2 separate regions of the Homo sapiens genome follow, and region 1 is linked to region 2. A link is a loop called in an ENCODE intact Hi-C map of the cell type or tissue named here. Cell type or tissue: mammary epithelial cell. All regions are shown on one strand. Each heading gives the region's core, and the rest is flanking DNA. Links, peaks and the distances in the headings are about the cores only.

Region 1 (8,914 bases), core at 915-8,914, 120 kb after region 2:
GAGCCACAGTGCCACTCTAAGAGCCTTTTGCTGAGAACTGCTCAGCTCCTCCTTATTCGTCCCATAAAGCAAAAGGTCCCCCTCAAATAGCACACCCCTCCTCCATCTCCCCTTCCCTCTCTCCAGCCCCCCAGGCAGAGGCGACGGTCAAGGGTATAACATACAAGATTCAGGTATTTTACTTCAGGCCTCGAAATGATGTCCGTGGCTGGCAATACAGCTGACAGCTCTTAGTCTGGTCCTGGATTTATGATCCCCAGGTGAGAAGCCATTCCGCTGAAGGCTCCTGTCCCACAGGGATGGTTTATGGCTGGGAGTTGGCCAAAGGTAGTAGCGGCAGCTTCCTCCCCACGTCTTCCCAGAGATGGTCTATAACCACAGGAATGCTAAGCTGCTTCTGCAATTCAGGAGGAGGAAGCCAGAGAGAAGCAGGACCCCCAAGGCTCTACGCTCACCGCCCCACACCACTGAGTTCCTTTTTAAAGCCAAACACCAGCATCCAACCTTCCGCCTCCTGACTTTGGGAATCCATACTGCTTTGTTTCCTGAACCCCTCAGCCTCCCCGACGTTGGGGTGCTAAACCTTCCGACATCTCCTCCTAACCGAACACCTACTGTGTGCCTGGTCACTTTCCATTTGTTCTCCCCAGTCCTGAGGAAGGTGAAATGGATTTAGACACTTGAGAAATGTTTATTCCAGGCTTGGCTAGAGGGGTAAATAAAACAACCCCTCCTTACTAAACACTACTATGTGCCCGTTATTTATTTGTTTTTGTTTGAAGGAGGAATCCACAAATCCTTATGAAGGTGTGATTGTGGATTCAGTCATTGGACAAATATTTATTGTAGGCCTATGTGCGCCACACCTTAGGGTTCAGTAGTGAGCAAAACACAGATGTCTTCAAGGATCTTACCATCTCATAAAGACTCTAAATTCCCCCTGACTAATAAGGAAATCGAATCCCAGCTTCTTAGGAGGCTAAGACAGGAGAATGACTTGAGCCTAGGAGTTCCAGATGTTAGTGAGCTATGATGGCATCACTACACTCCAGCCTGGGTGACAGAGTGAGACTCTTTCTCTAAAAATAATAATATTAATAATAATAACAATAAGGAAGTTGGGGCTTAGAGAAATTAAATAATTTCCCCCAAAGTCACACAGCTAGTAAATTACAGGGCCAGAATTCAAACCCAGATATGTTTGACTCAAAAATCTTATCACTAACTGAGCATCTGCTATCTTAGGCACTGAGCTGGGGGTTTTCAAACATAAAAATTCTTGACATAGAAGAGGCACTTGATAGTCTTGTGGAATAGGCCAGGCACTGGTGGCTCATGCCTGTAATCCCAGCATTTTGGGAGGCCGAGGAGGGAGGATCCCTTGAGCCCAGGAGTTCAAGACCAGCTTGGGCAACATGGTGAGACTCCACCTCTTAAAAAAATAGTTTTGTGGAATAAATACAATGGATGGAAGGATAGATGAATGGATGGAGAGGCAGATGGATGGTGGAAGGATGGATGCACAGAGGATAGAAAAAGAGAGTTGGATAATGGATAATGCATGCATGGAGGAATTGGTGAATGCATGGATAGAGATGGATGGATAGAAGAATGGATCCATGAAAGAACAGAGAGACAAATGATGCATCATGGATAGATGAAAAGAGATGGGTGGAAGGATAAAGAGATGGATGTGTGAAAGGATGGATGTACAGATGGATGGACAGATGGAATAGTGGGTGGGTGTATGAGTGAATGGATGGAGAGAAAATGGATGGGTAGATGAAATAATTGATGGATAGATGGACAGACTGATGGAATAACAGGTGGTTGGATGAATGAATGAATGGAGATATGGATAGCAAGACAGATGGAAGGATGGGCGTAAAAACAGATGGATAGATGAAATAATAGATGGAGGGAAGGATGGATGGATGGATGAAGAGATATATGGAAGCGTGGAAGGATGGGAATTTGAACAGCAGATCTCTGTTACCCACAACAATTCTGTGAGGTAAGACATCATTCCCATTTTATAGATGAGAAAACAATAGCTCAGAGTGACAAAGGCACTGGCCAGAGTCATAGAGCAAGTTGGGGACAAAATCTAGATTCCAACATAGGTCTTTCAGACTCCCAAAATGGACACCCTCATGTCACAGTCCCCTCCCAGCCCTCACCCTGAGTACCTTAACATCTCACTTCTCAGATCCCTTTTGACAAAGTATAATGAGACTGAGGGATGGGGTGGTGTCAGGGATGGGAGGGCCATTGGCTTTCAGCAGGTGAATTCATGGAAGCATTGGATGAAGATGCTGTTAGCTACGAATGGGCCAGAGTGGAGATCAGGTCTGTTTGGGCACACACACATACACACTTACAGAAAACACACAGCACACAGGGCATCCTACCCACATGCACACAAGGCAGGCACACACACACACTTTCATAAATACACACTTGCAGTTATATGCACACACTTACAAAGACATACCTGTCCACACATATGCACACAAAGATACTTGCACACACGTTTGCACAGATACATATGCACACACAAAATCATAACTCATAGACATGCTCTTATATACTTATTTATACATTCTGCAGACACACCATATGCACACATTTACACACACCTGCATAGAACACATGTACACAGACTCACTTGCTTTCAATGGTGGTAGAGGGAAATTTGGCTTCTGATTTCAATGAGATACCATCTCTCTCCCTTCTCAGATGGCAACGGCAAGAAGCCTGTATCATACTTGTGTATAACAAACTCATATGCACACATGCAATCTTGTAACACAGGCAAACCCATAGTCAGGGACAGGCAATTGCAGATACACATGCTGATACGTCCACACCCAAGCACAGTCACTCAGGGACACACCCACACTCATTCTGGGATGCACCCTCACACACAGGAAGGCACATCGGACCCCATGCCGGCAGTGCACATAAACTTTCTCCACTCCCATTCCCCCATATACACACCGAAACACACACATATAGACACACCAGGACATACCCAAATAATAAACACTTAATGTGACAGACACACAGAAACACACCGTCTCACACATTGGCTGCCAAGTCTAAGAATCTAGCCTGAAAGCTCTCACCTGTGTCAAGCCCAATACCACCCCCACCAGGGGCTGGACAAAGCCTTCTCAGGTGTCCCCACCACCACCACACACCCTTGCCTTCGACCCTAGGGAGCAAATTCTTCTTTGCTCCCATCAAGGAGAAAGAAGCTGCGGGATGACCATTTGGGGCTAAGCAAGGGAGGGTTGGTGAAGTTGGGGCTAAAGAAAGGGAGCCCCAGGCATCGCAGCCTGGGTTTGGGGGATGATTTGGGAGGAGCCCCCCAAACAGATGGAACAGGGGTGGGGCTACCAGAGGTTGAGGAGTGGGGGGAAAGGCATATCTGGAGGAGGCCCAGGGAAGTTTGCAGTGAAGGAAACCCCTCCCCTCTCTCCTCAGGACACCACGGGGAGAACCCCACTGAGTTCTCTCCTTCTTCCCTGATCCAGGGAAGCTCTGTAGTGGGGAAGCTGGAGGATAAAGCCTCAAAGGGGGATGGGATGGGAAGGCGCCATCCTGGAGCTTCTGGAGGCAGTGTCAGCTCCGGCCCCAGTCTGCGCCCCGTCTACCTCCCAGGGAGGGTGAGTTATGGGGATAAATATTCAGCACATGGCGAGGCAAGAATGGCGGAAGGGGTGCAGGGGAGAGAAAAAGAGAGAAAAAAAGAGATACAAATTCTCAGCGCCACAGAGACAGAGACAAGGAAAGATAGAAATATTAATAGAAAGAGACCCAGAGACGCAAAGCAGGGGAAATGAATAGAGACTCAGACAGAACTACTCAGAGACGCCGAGACGCAACCAGGCAGAGACCTTGAAGGTGGAGACACTCGGAAACCCCTCGATCCTCCCCTCTTTCAGAGACAGGGTCCTTCTAAACCCCCGAGTCTCACCCTCCTCCCGCTGCACCCCACTCAGCCCGGACTCAGCTCAATTCTGCAGCCCTTGTCGCCTCCGCCCTGGGGCCGGAGCGAGCCTGGTACGCTATTCGCGCTCAGACATTGCTCACTAATAATCATAATAATCAATAATAACAGCAAGAACCATCCTAAATGGCGCGGAGGTGGCTAGGGGTCCCGGGGCTCCTTCTGCCTCCACGTCCGACCCTGGAACCCCGAGAGGGCGTCCCCTACCCAGGCGTGCCGGGCAGGGTCGTGGGAAGCACAGGGGTAGAGGGGGACAGGTGGGGGCCCCGGGGGCTGCGGCGGCGGCAGCGGCTGTGGCGCGGGTACCACGCCCCCCGGGAGCGCCCCCCGCGCGGCGGCCACTCACGATTTTCTCAGAGGCGCCCGCACGGGACACGGTGCCGTTGAGCCCCACGAGCGAGGGCAGCGTCTGCGACATCCAGTTGGTGACCATGGCCATGGTGCTCAGCACGGCCCCGATCTTGAGCAGCGGCACCGACATCGCGCCTCCGCCTCATGCCCCGCGGCCGCCCGCCGCGCGTCCCTTCTCTGGCCCGCCGCGGGGCGCTCGGTCCCTCGACACCCAGGCGCCCCGGGGGGGCGTGGGGGAGGGGGCACGAGCGCGAGCTGCGGGGCAGGGGGTCCGGGACGGGGTGAGGGGGGGCTCGGGGACGCGGGCTGCGGCTCGGCGCGCCTGGCGGGCTCCTCTTATAAAGCGCCGGCTCGGGCCCCCGCCCCCTCCCGCGCCTCCGCGCCGGGCACTTCCAGCCGCCGTGACGTCACGCCTCCGGCCCGGAGCCCGGCGGGGGGCGGGGGGCGCCCAGACTGCCCCCACCCCCCACCCCACGCCCTCGCCCGCCCCCCGCCGAGGACCTCTCCATGGGGTGGGGGACCTCCCCCTGGTGGCATTCCCCAAGCGCCCCACCACCACCGCGGTGGCATTCCCCAGCCCCGCCCCCCAACGGTATTCCCGGCCCCCCTCCCCCTAGGCGGTGTTCCCGGACCGCCTCCCGCACGCAGACCCTCTTCGAGCCTGAGCCGCGGGACCCCGCGCGTAAAGGCGCCCTCGGCCCACCCCGGCCACCCAAAGACGGCAGGGGGCCGGAGTCGCAAATCCCCACCCACCCACTGTTGGGACACCCACCCTGGCTACCTAAAACCTCGGACAGCGGGCATTGGGGGGCGTGGGGGGGCGACACGCTCGTGCGCTCCCATGAATCGGGTCACCAAGGGTCTCCTTTAGCTGGGGGAAGGGGCTTCCTTCCCGGGCACTGAGACCACTCTAAGGATCCTTCGGTCATTTCGTGCCCCCAGGGTGGCGTGATCCAGGGCCAGCAGACGAAATTGTTTGGGTGCAGGTGCGGTCCTGGGGTCACTTCGGCCACGGGAGGAGTTCCCACGACTACCAAGGGCAGTTTCCTACCCAGGGACCACGGAGACCTGGCACGCGGCTTTTAGGAGGCGAGTCCCGGGCAGGTGTCTACTTGCAACTTTAACTTTGGGTGGGGGCGGGGCACTCACGCTTCGGACCTTCCTCGCGGCCCCGGGGACCCCGCTCCCGGCCCGCTCCCTCGGGGGAGCGGGAAGCGCAGTGCCCTCGCCGCCCACCCGTCCGCCCACGCATCAGCCGGCGGCGGCAGCCGCTGGGCCGCGGAGAGGAGCGCCGGGCTAGTTTTAATTTCCTCTGTTTTGCCTGCACTCACGCCCCCTCCTGGCGTCCCCGCATCACCTCGCTCCGCCGCCGCCGTCGCCCTCAGCCCGCGGCCGCCGCCGTCTGGAGGCGGCGATGACTCAGGCCTTTCCAGGCGGCGGCCTGGGGCTGAGGGCTCTGGCTGGGGAGGAGCGCCAAGCATGAGCGGGGAGGGGGGCTAGGGGTCTCGAACCGTCTTTTTTTCTGAGCTGGACAACACCAAGATGCAAGTGTGACCTGTAGGGATGACTGTTCCTCTCTGCCTCAGTTTCCCCATCTGCAAAGTGGGTGGTGGAGACCTAACACGTGTAAAGGGCTTGGTCATCCTGAGAATCAGGTAATTTACTGAGCATCTACTATGTCCCAGGCACTGTGAACAACAGACAAAAATGCCTGCCTGTGTGAAATTGAATATTCTTTTTCTTTTCTCTCTCTTTTTTTTTTTTTTTTGGTAGAGATGGGCATCTCGCTATGTTGCCCAGGCTGGTCTCGAACCCCTGGCCTCAATCGATCCTCCCACCTTGGCCTCCCAAAGTGTTGGCATTCCAAGAATGAGCCTCCGGGTTGGATGTGAAGATGAATATTCTATGGGGTGAGACAGTCAAGAAATACGGGAAAAAAGTAAAGTACATAAGATATTAGGAGGAAGGGGAAGTAAACTTTAAACAGAGTGATTGGAGAAAGGGACTTTTTTATTTATTTATTTATTTATTTATTTATTTATTTATTTGAGACGGAGTCTTGCTCTGTCGCCCAGGCTGGAGTGCAGTGGCGTGATCTCGGCTCACTGCAAGCTCTGCCTCCCGGGTTCAGGCCATTCTCCTGCCTTAGCCTCCCGAGTAGCTGGGACTACAGGCACCCACCACCACGCCCGGCTAATTTTTTGTATTTTTTAGTAGAGACGGGGTTTCACCGTGTTAGCCAGGATGGTCTCAATCTCCTGACTTCGTGATCTGCCCACCTCGGCCTCCCAAAGTGCTGGAATTAGAGGCGTGAACCACCGCGCCTGGCGAGAAAGGGACGTTTAAGCAGAGACCTGAAGTGAGGAAGGGAACCATCTGGATATCTAGGGGAAGAGAGTTCCACGCAACAGGAACAGCAAGTGCAAAGGCCCTGGGGCAGGAGTGTTTGAGGACCAGGAAGGAGGCCAGTGTAGTTGGAGTGAGCCAGGGGGAGAATAAGGAATGATGATGTTTGTAAAATACTTTACAAGTGTCTGGGACATGGTAAGTTTTTCAAATAGTAGCTACCATTGTTGTTATTATTTGAGGCCGGGCACAGTGGCTCATGCCTATAATCCCAGCACTTTGGGAGGCCGAGGAGGGTGGATCACTTGAGGCCAGGAGTTCGAGACCAGCCTGGCCAACATGGTAAAACCCTGTCTCTACTAAAAATACAAAAGTTAGCCGGGTATGGTGGTGCACGCCTGTAATCCCAGCTACTTGGGAGGTTGAGGTGGGAGAATTGCTTGAACCCAGGAGGCAGAGGTTGCAGTGAGCCAAGATCGAGCCACTGCACTCCAGCCTGGGCGACAGACGAGTGAGACCCTGTCTAAAAGAAAAAAAAGATGAGTTCTTGCCAGCTTGTTCTAAAGCTTTCACTGATGAGTGCTGAACACTTTGCAGATGCAATGTTAACAACTGCTGCAACATCCATAAACAGTACAGTGACACCCCTATTTCCAGGTGAGGAAACTGAGCTCAGAGAGGAGAGGGACCCAGATCAGGGGAACCCAGCAGGGAAGTGGGGGCCCAGGTTTTGAAACCAGGACTGTCTGATTTCAGACCCTAAGACCAACTGGGCTCCAGGCCTCCTGGCTTAGACAATTTGGGACCCAAACAAACTTTCTCACTCTCTGGCCATGGGTGCTGTGGGAAACTGCCTTAGTTCAGCGCATCCAGGCTTCTCCAAGGAGTGGTCTGTGCTCGAGTTTGCACTTGCTTGCATTTAACTCCTTGCCTCCCACCTCCCCAACGTTTCCAAAACTCTTCTCACCAAAGGTGCCAATTTGCCAGGTCCACACCCTCATGCCAGTCCTCATTAGATCATTCTCACAGTCAGTCAGTCCCCACTCACCATCACCTTCTTGAAACTCCTTTTTCCCTTGACTTCAGAGACACGGTATCACTTCCTAGTTCTGCACCCACCTCTCTGGCTGTGCCGTCGCTGTCTCCTGCTACTCCCTAAAACTCTGTATCTTTCAGGGCTTTGTCCTGGGTTCCCTGCCGCTCTCATTCTGCCTGGACCATCACACCCACTCTCAAGGTTTTGGCTCCATCTGGGACACTGCAACCTCAGGACCTTTGAACTTCCTGTTCCTTCTACACAAAATACATCAAGGATGCCCCCCATGGCTTGTTCCTTTACTTAATTAATGTATTTTTTAGAGACAGAGTCTTGCTCTGTCACCCAGGCTGGAGTGCAGTGGTTCAATCATAGCTCATTGCAGCCTCTAACTCCTAGGCTCAAGCTATTCTCCTGCCTCAGCCTCCCAAGTAGCTGGGACTACAGATGCGAGCCACCATTCCCGGTCCTTTATTTAATTTATATCTCTGCTCTGTCATTGTGTGGGTCAGAGCCATGCCCTGCCCTTCCCCCAGAAAACTACATTTCCCAGATTCCATTGCATACTGGCTTCCTGGTCGGTTTATCCAATGGGAGCCACTGGAGGGAGATCGGAGATTGGAGAGGAAGGCAGAAGCCAGGGTGTTTCTCTCCTGTGTCTGCTTGGGGTGGAGGGTGTTTTCTGACAGTGGCTACACCTCCTCCATAGTGCCAGTTCCTCCCCAAGGGTCCCTTCCTTATCACATCCTCTCTTTGCCATGTCCCTCCAGTAGCTTTCTGCTGTAGCTTATGCCAGATTTCCTCATCATCCCATGTGGCTTCTCAACTCTTTCTTCTCCCACTTAACCAATTCCCTGTATTAAATTTCCCCTCTCTGAAACACGTAGTTTGTTTCCCTAACAAGACCCTCAGTGATATGGTGATCTTATCCAAAGGACCTTCCCTGGCCACCTCATCTACAATCTGAACACCCCACCACTCTGTGCCACTTACCCTACTTTAGTTGTTTTTTGTTTTGTTTTGTTTTGAGATGGAGTCTCGCTCTGTTGCCCAGGTTGGAGTGCAGTGGTGAAATCTCTGCTCACTGCAACCTCCATCTCCTGGGTTCGAGTAATTCTCGTGCCTCAGCCTCCCAAGTAGCTGGGTTTACAGGTGCATGCCACCAT
Region 2 (9,905 bases), core at 749-8,748:
AGTGGAGATGGGGTTTCACCTTCTTGGCCAGGCTGGTCTTGAAGTCCTGACCTCGTGATCCACCCGCCTCGGCCTCCCAAAGTGCTGGGATTACAGGCATGAGCCACTGCGCCCGGCCCAGTGTTTTCTTTTACGCACTTATCAGAAAGATAAAAGACTTTAAGACTTTCACTATTTCTTCTACCACTATCTTCTAAGAAATTCAAAGAGGAACCAGGAGTACCGGAGGAATATGAAAGTGGACAAGAAAAGTGACCACTGAAGCACAGCACCACAGGGAGGGGTTTATGCCTCCGGATGGCTGCGGGCAGGCCTGGATAATATCCAACCTCCCACAAGAAGCTGGTGGAGCAGAGTGTTCCCTGACTCCTCCAAGGAAAGGGAGACTCCCTTTCATGGTCTGCTAAGTAACGGGTGCCTTCCCAGGCACTGGCATTACCGCTTGACCAAGGAGCCCTCAAGCGGCCCTTATGCGGGCCTGACAGAGGGCTCACCTCTTGCTTTCTTGGTCACTTCTCACAATGTCCCTTCAGCACCTGATCCTACACCCGCCCGTTATTCCTTGGTTATGTTAGTAATACAACAAAGAGTAATATTAAAAGCTAATGATTAATAATGTTCATACTAATGATTGATAATGTCCATGATCATCTCTATATCTAATTTATAACTATTCTTATTCTAACTGTTTTCTTTATTATACTGAAACAGTTTGTGCCTTCAGTCTCTTGCCTGGGCACCTGGGTAATCCTCCGCCCACAGACTCCCGCATCACTGAGTCCCGGTCCTCCTATCCTACACGGAGTCTCTACCTTCATCTCCACACTCAGGGAGACTCCACCTCGGTCTCCGCCTTCACTGAATCCCCGCCCCCATTGCGCCTTCACTGAGACACCAGCCCCATCTACGCTCACAGAGACCTTACCCCGTCTCCCCGTCACCGAGACCGCTCCCCCATCTCGCCCTCACCAAGTCCCCGCCCCCGCCTCGCCCTCACCGAGTCCCCATCCCTGTCTCTCCCCCACTGAGACCCCGCCCCCGTCTCGCCCTCATCGAGTCTCCGCCCCCGTCCTCCGTCATCGAGTCTCCGCCCCGCCTCGCCCTCACCGAGTCCCCGCCCCCGCCTCCCCCTCACTGAGTCCCCATCCCTGCCTCTCCCTTACTGAGACCCCGCCCTCGTCTCTCCCCTCACGGAGACCCCGCCCCCGACTCCCCCTCATCGAGTACCCGCCCCGTCTATCCTTCATCAAGTCTCCACCCCCGCCTCTCCCTCACCGAGTCCCCGCCCCCGCCTCCCCCTCACCGAGTTCCCATCCCTGTCTCTCCCCTCACCGAGACCCCGCCCCCGCCTCTCCCTCATCGAGTCCCCGCCACCGTCTCTCCTTCATCGAGTCCCCTACCCTTCCCGTCATCGAGTCCCCGGCCCCGTCTCCCCCTCATCGAGTCCCCGCCCTCTTCTCTCCCTTCACTGAGATCCCGCCCTCTTCTCTCCCCTCACTGAGGTCCCGCCTCTGACAGCCCCTCACCGAGTCCCCGCCCCCCGTCTCTCCCTCACCGAGTTCTCGTCCCAGTCTCCCCATCACCTAATCCCCACCCCTGTCTCTCCCTTACGAAGTCCCCGGCCCCCGGTTCCCCTCACCGAGACCCTGCCCTGTCTGTCATCGAGTCCCTGTCTCCCCCTCACCTAGTCCCTCTTCTCTCCCCTCACCGAGTCCCCGCCCCCGTCGTCCGCTCACCAAGTCCCCGCCCCCGTCTCCCCCTCACCGAGTCCCGCCCTCTTCTCTTCCCTCACCGAGTCCCCGCCCCCGTCGTCCCCTCACCGATTCCCGCCCCCGTCTCCCCGTCACCGAGTCCCCGCCCCCGTCTCTCCCCTCACCGATTCCCCGCCTCCGTCTCCCCTCACCGATTCCCGCCCCTGTCTCTCCCTCACCGAGTCCCCGCCCCCGTCAATCCTCTCACCGAGTCCCCGCCTCCGTCTCCCCTCACCAAGTCTCCGCCCCCGTCTCTCGGTCACCAAGACCCCACCCCCGTCTCCCCCTCACCGAGTCCCTGCCCGGGTCTTCCTGCCTCCACGTGGCGAAGCCGCACCTGAAGCCCCACCTGGTCGCAAAGGCTGGTGCAGGGGAAACCGTTGGTTCAGCTGCGGTTCCTGGGAAGGGGGTGCCGCTCTGATCACGCGCACTTCTGATTCCCCTCTCGGGGCTCGGAAGCGGCTGAGGGCTCTGGACCCGGTCTCCGAGGCGTGAGGCGGTGGGAGGGTCGGCGGCCGCGTCCTCCACGACCCTGGGGAGAAGTCCCAGTTTCCGCGCAGCCGACAACGGTTGGACCCCGTCCCTCCGGCTTCACTGGGCACCGTGGGGGCAGAACCCGGCGGCGGCTTGGGGTGGGGGCGGGACCACGATGGAGGGAGTCTGTTGGGCGGGACCTCGAAATGCCTCTGCTCGCTTTCCTCTGCATTCATGCGGCTTGTACGAGGATGCGCTGTTTCCTGGTGGTTTGTTATACGGCAGTAGATAACTGATACATCTCTCTTCACTACTTTGTTTGCGTTTTTATAGGTCAGGGTCTTCCTCTGTCGCACAGGCTGGAGTGCAGTGGCTCGATCACGGCTCACGGAAACCTCCAATCCCTGGGCTCAAGCGATCTTCCCTCAAATTCAACAGTAGCTGGAACTACAGGCTCGTGACACCACAGCAGGCTAATTTTTAAATTTTTCGTGGAGATGGGAGGTCACACTATATTGCCCAGGCTGGTCGCGAACTCCTGAGCTCAAGCGATCTTCCCTCTTTGGCGTCCCAAAGAGCTGAGATTGCAGGTATGAACCACCGCACCGGGCCCATTCTCAACATCTCTCAACAAACTGATAAAGAGCATGTAAAAAAATCTACAGCTAACATTGTAGTGAAATACTGAAAACTGTTCTAAGCTCAGGAGTACAGCAACGATGCCCACTCTCACGAATTCTATCAAGCATTGTAGTTACGGCCACGCGCGGCTCACGCCTGAGATCCTAACACTTTGGAAGGAAGATCGCTTTGAGTTCAGGAGTTTGAGACCAGCCTGGGCAAGATGGCAAAACCCTGTCTCAATTTTAAAAAATACAAAAATTAGCCAGGCATGGTGATGCATGTCTATAGTCCCAGCTACTTCGGAGACTGACACAGGAGGATCACTTGAGCCCGGAGGCAGAGGTTGTAGTGAGCTGAGATGGCAACATTGCACTCCAGCTGGGGCGACAGAGGAAGGCCCTGTCTGAAAAAGAAATTGGAAGAAACATTATCTACATTTCTTTTCTGCCATTATTTACAGACAACATAATTGTCTAAGTGGGAGATCCAAAAGAATCTAAATTGTTACACATAATGTGCGGGTTAGCAAGAATAGTGGCTAAAAACTCAATATGCAAAGATAATTGTCTTGTCTCTCTCTTTTTTTTTTTTTTTTTTTTTTTTTGACGGAGTCTTGCTCTGTCGCCCAGGCTGGAATGCAGTGGCTTGATCTTGGCTTGCTGCAACCTCCACCTCCCTGGTTCAAGCGATTCTCCTGCCTCAGGCCCCTGAGTAGCTGGGATTACAGGCGCATGCCACCACGCCCAGCTAATTTTTGTATGTTTTTAGTAGAGACGGGGCTTCGCCACGTTGGCAAGGCCGGTCTGGAACTCCTGACCTCAGGTATTCCGCTGGCCTCGGCATCCCAAAGTGCTGGGATTACAGGCGTGAGGCACCGCACCCGGCCGACTTGTCTCTTTTAACAGCAATATTACAACAGCAATAAAATAAGTAGAAATAAATACAACAAAAAAGTATGCAATATCTCTTCCGAGAAATTTGTAAACTACTATTGAAAGAAATCAAAGATGACCTAGATCAATGGATAGACCTTCCTTGTTGATGGATTAGAAGTTTCAATATAAAGACTTGAATTCTTCTTACTTAATATAGAAAGTTAACAAGTTTTCAGTCAAAATAACATGTTTGATGAGGAACCTGATCTACTTATAATAAAATGTATGTATGTGGAGGTACAAAATACTCCTGAAGAACTGTTGGCACTTACCCTACAGACATTAAGAAATAGAAAGACAGGGTCGGGCACGGTGGCTTACGCCTGTAATCCCAACACTTTGGGAGGCCGAGGCGGGCGGTTCACCAGGTCAGGAGATCGAGACCATCCTGGCTGACACGGTGAAACCCCGTCTCTACTAAAAATACAAAAAATAGCCGGGCGTGGTGGCAGGCACCTGTGGTCCCAGCTACTCAGGAGGCTGAGGCAGGAGAATGGCATGAACCCGGGAGGTGGAGCTTGCAGTGAGCAGAGATCGTGCCACTGCACTCCAGCCTGGGCGACAGAGCGAGACTCCGTCGCAAAAAAAAAGACAGTAATATTGGTGTAGTGGTAAATAAATTAAACCAATAAATAGAATAGAAAGCCCCAAAATACACCCTTATGAATGAGGTGTGTTCTTGGCCATTATGAATAATGCTGCTATAAACGTGGGTGGTCAAATATCTTTTTGAGAGCCTGTTTTCCATTCTTTTAGATATATACCCAGAAGTGGGATTGCTAGACCATGTGATAATACCAATTTTAATTTTTTGAACCACTGCCATACTGGTTTTCATAGCTGCTGCACCGTTTTATAGTCTCACTAACAGTGCACAGGTGGGCCAGGTGTGCTGGTTTTCATGCCTGTAATCCCAGCACTTTGGGAGGCTGAGGTGGATGGATCACCTGAATTCAGGAGGTCAGGACCAGCCTGGCTACATGGTGAAACCCTGTGTCTATTAAAAATACAAAAGAATTAGCTGGGTGTGTTGAGTCCCAGCTACTTGGGAGACTAAGGCAGGAGAATCGCTTGAACCCAGGAGGTGGAGGTTGCAGTGAGCCGAGATCTCGCCAGTGCACTCCAGCCTGGGCAACAGAGCAAGACTCTGTCTCAAAAAAAAAAAAAAAAAAAAAAAAAAAAAGAATTCACAACACAATGACTGTGTTAACAATGTTGTTGAAGTTCATCCTAAGTTTGGTAATTGGGGTGGCCATTTGTGTTAACTAATTGCCTTTATCCAAATGAAAAATAAAAATTCTTATATCCTTTTGGCAAGCAGGCAGTTTTAGCTTATAAGCAGGTGCCTAAGGAAATAGAAGTGTGCTACTGATGCAGGTAAGTGCCATCATTGGGGATTCACCCAGGAAAGAATTCAACTGGTGGTGCTACACAAGGATCTTTCATTCACTCAGAGTTGCTTTTTCCAGAGTACAGCTAAAACCTATGCAGTGTGCCCAGAATCAGCATTTTGTGCTGTTGGCTAGCTATAGTTATACTCACTTTTAATTACATGCAAATTAAGGGGTGTGCCATGCAGAACTTTCTAGAAAGGAGGCTATAACTTCCAGGTGATTGTTGTGGAAGTGAATGGTAACTTTCATGTTGTTGCCATGGTACTTATCAACTGTCATGGCTCTGGTAGGAGTGTCTTACCCTAACAAGCAAGGAGAGCAACTAGAGATGGCTTTTGGTGCCATCTGCTGGTTCCCGGTGGCTTCTTCACTTTATCCTGTTGGGACCAGGAAACAAAGTAAGTCCTACCCAGTCTCCTACCTCACTATGGTCTGAAGGTTGTATGTTGTGTGTGTCCTGCCTCCACACCACCACTCCGCAAAGCCAAATGCTTAAATCCTAACCGCAGAAGTGATGAAATTAGGATATGAGGCCTTAGGGAGGTGATTAGATCATGAGGGCGGGGCCTTCGTTAATGGATTTACTAGCAAGTTTGTCCAAGTCGCCTTATTTTGTTGTTGTTGTCTTGTTTTGTTTTGTTTTAGACTTGTAGCAGCCTGAAGCCATGGTTTTTAGTTTCTGTTTCTAGTGATAAGTGGAAAAGAGGGATGAGGAAGAGGCTTTGCAGGCCCAACCAGAAACAAAAACTAACAACCCATAACTGTATTCTTGAACACCCCTGTATGGGATTGGCCGTGGAGACTTTCTCACCCCTTCTATCATGTGATTATGAGGTATGAGGTAGGAAATGTCTTTGTGTTTAAGGAGGGACTGTTCTGAACGTCCATGCTGATTCCCACTGAAGACGTTAAACTCTAGAGTCTGTGGGAAAAGGAAGAAGCTTAATTGAATGTCTTTCTTTTTTCTTTCTTTTTTTTTTTTTTTTTTTTGAAGCTGAGTCTCACTCTGTTGCCCAGGCTGGAGTGCAGTGGCGCGATCTCGGCTCACTGCAACCTCCACCTCCGGGTTCAAGTGATTCTCCTTCCTCAGCCTCCCGAGTAGCTGGGATTACAGGTGCATGCCACCACACCTGGCTAATTTTTTATTTTTAGTAGAGATGGAGTTTCACCATGTTGGCCAGGCTGGTCTCAAACTCCTGACCTCATGTGATCTGCCCGTCTCAGCCTCCCAAAGTGCTGGGATTACAGGGGTGAGCCACCGCGCACGACCTGAATGTCTTTTTTTTTTTTTTTTTGAGACGGAGTCTCACTCTGTCACCCAGGCTGGAGTGCAGTGGCGCGATATCGGCTCACTGCAACCTCCGCCTCCCAGGTTCAAGCGATTCTCCTGCCTGAGCCTCCCGAGTAGCTGGGACTACATGCACCTGCCACCACGCCCAGCTAATCTTTTGTGTTTTGTTTTTAGTAGAGACGGGGTTTCACTGTGTTAGCCAGGATGGTCTCGATCTGCTCACCTCGTGATCCACCCGCCTCGGTCTCCCAAAGTGCTGGGATTACAGGCGTGAGCCACCGCGCCTAGCTGAATGTCTTTCTTACGAGCCCTGGGTACTGGGCTTGAAACCACCTTTGCAAAAATTATAACTGAGAAACTGATTACAGGGAAAGAGATCTGACCAAACTAACTGCATCTTGCTTCTAACCTCCACACTGTCCTTGTTCATTCCTGGACATAGGCCAAACTAAGTTTGGGATGAACTTAGTTTATAGTTTAACTTTGAAACAAAAACAACAATAATGCTTTCCCAAAACAAACCTCCTTTTCCCTGGAGACTAGACTGCCTTTGCAGGACTAACACATTAGCCACAGATAAGGAATTATGGTTTAGGAGTCATGCAGCTGGTGGGTGCAATATTCTGGACCTCCCCAAATTGCTCCTGGGGATAAAATCACTATCGTAAAACCTAGAATCAGTGCTTGAGATATTTTGCAGACCCTGTGTTTCAGTGCACAAGTTGAGGCCACCTAGATGGATAAACCGGCTCATCTGGTCTTGTGGTTCCCACCCAGGAACTGACTCAGAGCAACAGGACAGGTTCCACTCCCTGTGATTTCATCTCAGACTCAACCAATCAGCACTTCCCACTTTCAGACCCCCTATTATCCTTAAAATTATCTCAAATTATCCTTAAAAACCACGATCTCAGGCCAGGTGCGGTGGATCACGCCTGTAATCCCAGCACATTGGGAGGCCAAGGCAGGTGGATCACCTGAGGTCAGGAGTTCAAGACCAGCCTGGCCAACATGGTGAAACCCCGTCTCTACTAAAAAAAACAAATAGAAAAATTAGCCAGGCGTGGTGGCGGCCACCTGTAATCCCAGCTACTCGGGAGGCTGAGGCAGGAGAATCTCTTAAACCCAGGAGGAAGAGGTTACAGTGAGCTGAGGTGGCGCCATTACACTCTAGCTTGGGTGACAAGAGCGAAACTCTGTCTCAAAACAAACAAACAAACCCCCTGATCCCAGAGTTTTCAGGGAGACTGATCTGAATAATAGTAAAATTTTGGTCTCCTGTACGGCTAGCTGGCTCTGCATGAATGAAACTCTTTCTTTATTGCAATTTCCTGTATTGGTAAATCAGCTCTAGGCAGTTAGGCGGTTACAAGCTTGGTAACTCATGCCTATAATCCCACACTTTGGGAGCCCACGGCAGGAGGATCGATTGAGGCCAGGAGTTAGAGCCAAGCTTGGGCAACATAGTGACATCCCATCTCTACAAAAAGAAAAAAAAATAGCTGACTGTGGTGGTGGGCGCCTGTAGTCCCAGCTACTGAGGAGGCTGAGGTGGAAGAATCACCTGAGTCCAGGAGTTCCATGCTGCGGTGAGCTATGATTGTGCCATTGCACACCAGTCTGGGTGACAGAGTGAGACTGTCTCTAAAAAAAAGGAAAAAAAAAGAAAGAAAATCCATCAGCAGATAGCTCTTGGATCTACCTTCACTTTAGCCTCAGACCATGCCACAACCCCTCTGTTCTCCCCTGCTACCAACTTTCCAAACCACTTTCTTCTCATCGGGATTATTGCCTTAACTTTCCAATTACGCTCCCTGATTCTACCTTTGATTCCCAAGAGTTGTACAAATGACAGACAGATATTCTTAAAATATATATCAGATAATATTGCTCCAGTAGCTCAGACCCTTCTATGACTTTGCATTGCACTCATAGTAAAACCCAAAATGTTTAGTTGTTCTCATGGCCCCATATGATCTGACTGATAATTGACTTCCTTCCTGCTAGTCTCCATCCTACCCAACTCACTTAAACCATTTCAGACACAGGGCTTCTGCTGTTACAGAAGCATTGTCCTGCCTTCCTGCCTCAGGGCCCTTGCACTTGCTGTTCTGTCTTTCCTCAGAAATTGACAGACATCCCCTAAATTCCTTCAGTCATTTCCTGGAGATGAAGTGGAAATACTGTGTGTAGATGACTCTGAGTCCCAGTTTTCTCATCTGTCAAACTGTTGTTCCATCCCCATCCCAGCTTGGAAAAGGCTTTTTTTTTTTTTTTTTTTTTTTTTTGCTGGCCCCTTGCTCTGTTGCCCAGACTGGAGTGCAGTGGCACGATCTCAGATCACTGCAACTTGAACCCTCGTGAGTTCAAGCAATTCTTATGCCTCAGCCACAGGAATAGCTGAGATTACAGGCGAGCACCACCACACCAGCTAATTTTTGTACTTTTTTTTTTTTTGAGATTGAGTTTTGCTCTTGTTGCCCAGGCTGGAGTGCAATGGCACTATCTCGGCTCACTGCAACCTCTGCCTCCTGGGTTCAGGCGATTCTCCTGCCTCAGCCTCCCAAGTAGCTGGGATTACAGGGGCCCACCAACACACCTGGCAAATTTTTTGTATTTTTAGTAGAGATGGGGTTTCTTTTTTTTTTTTTTTTTTTTTTTTTTGAGATGGAGTTTCACTTTGTCGCCCAGGCTGGAGTGCAGTGGCGCGATCTCGGCTCACTGCAAGCTCCGCCTCCCAGGTTCACACCACTCTCCTGCCTCAGCTTCCTGAGTAGCTGGGACTACAGGCGCCCGCCACCACGCCCAGGTAATTTTTTTGTATTTTTAGTACAGACGGGATTTCACTGTGTTAGCCAGGATGGTCTCAATCTCCTGACCTCGTGATCCGAGCACCTTGGCCTCCCAAAGTGCTGGGATTACAGGCGTGAGTCACTGCACCCGGCCAAGATGGGGTTTTATCATGTTGACCAGGCTGGTCTTGAACTCCTGACCTCAGGTGATCCACCTGCCTCAGCCTCCCAAAGTGCTAGGATTATAGGTGTGAGCCACTGTGCCCAGCCAATTTTCGTACTTTTAGTAGAGACGAGGTTTGACCATGTTTGCCAGGCTGGTCTGGAACTCCTGACTTCAGGTTATCCGTCCACCTCAGCCTCCCAAAGTGCTGGGATTACAGGTATGATGAAAATGCTTTTTCAAGTGATAACTTTCCAATAGGGAAGGAAGGTTTAAAGGTAAGTTTCAAAAAGCACCTGCTTGAGATGAAATGTAATACCATAGGTCTCCAGAAGACAACAGCGCATCACTTGGTTTGCCTTATAAATCCTTAATTCTCAAAACACAGGAATTAAGAGAAACAGCGAACATTTGTAGACCTCTTCACCCTTCGTTAGGGGGAAAGTGAAAATAACTATTTGCTGGGCATCTCTTGTTCTTT

What was found. A loop is a pair of places that touch in the nucleus more often than their neighbours do. Peaks named below come from ENCODE experiments on the same cell type or tissue, not always from the same donor. Only the 100,000 strongest peaks of a DNase experiment are listed, where the experiment ranks them.
Region 1: a loop joins it to region 2, with 15 times the contacts of the local background. A loop is called at or near these places in 4 of 110 quality-filtered maps.

The regions. Positions count from the first base shown.
Region 1 is chr19:9,909,122-9,918,035 of GRCh38, forward strand. The region is part of intron 1 of OLFM2 (olfactomedin 2); the gene reads right to left. Among named protein-coding and RNA genes, the nearest start is that of OLFM2, 23 kb to the right of the region's middle. RefSeq lists silencers at 5,425-5,524, 5,545-5,634. In mammary epithelial cell, for the core only: a CTCF peak has its summit at 5,730 (motif pointing left); DNase peaks (open chromatin) are centred at 5,730 and 8,330; H3K4me3 peaks cover 895 bases; H3K27me3 peaks cover 849 bases.
Region 2 is chr19:9,790,834-9,800,738 of GRCh38, forward strand. LOC100505555 (a long non-coding RNA gene) reads right to left here and starts at 2,347. Exons shown (of 2, transcript NR_148545.1): 1 at 2,101-2,347. LOC124904635 (a long non-coding RNA gene) reads left to right here and starts at 2,229. Exons shown (of 3, transcript XR_007067134.1): 1 at 2,229-2,320; 2 at 2,559-2,815. RefSeq lists silencers at 996-1,365, 1,706-1,855, 5,440-5,629 and enhancers at 1,739-2,239, 2,240-2,740. In mammary epithelial cell, for the core only: CTCF peaks have their summits at 2,095 and 5,516 (motif pointing left); DNase peaks (open chromatin) are centred at 1,008, 1,468, 1,908, 5,518 and 1 weaker place; H3K4me3 peaks cover 1,897 bases; H3K27ac peaks cover 1,101 bases.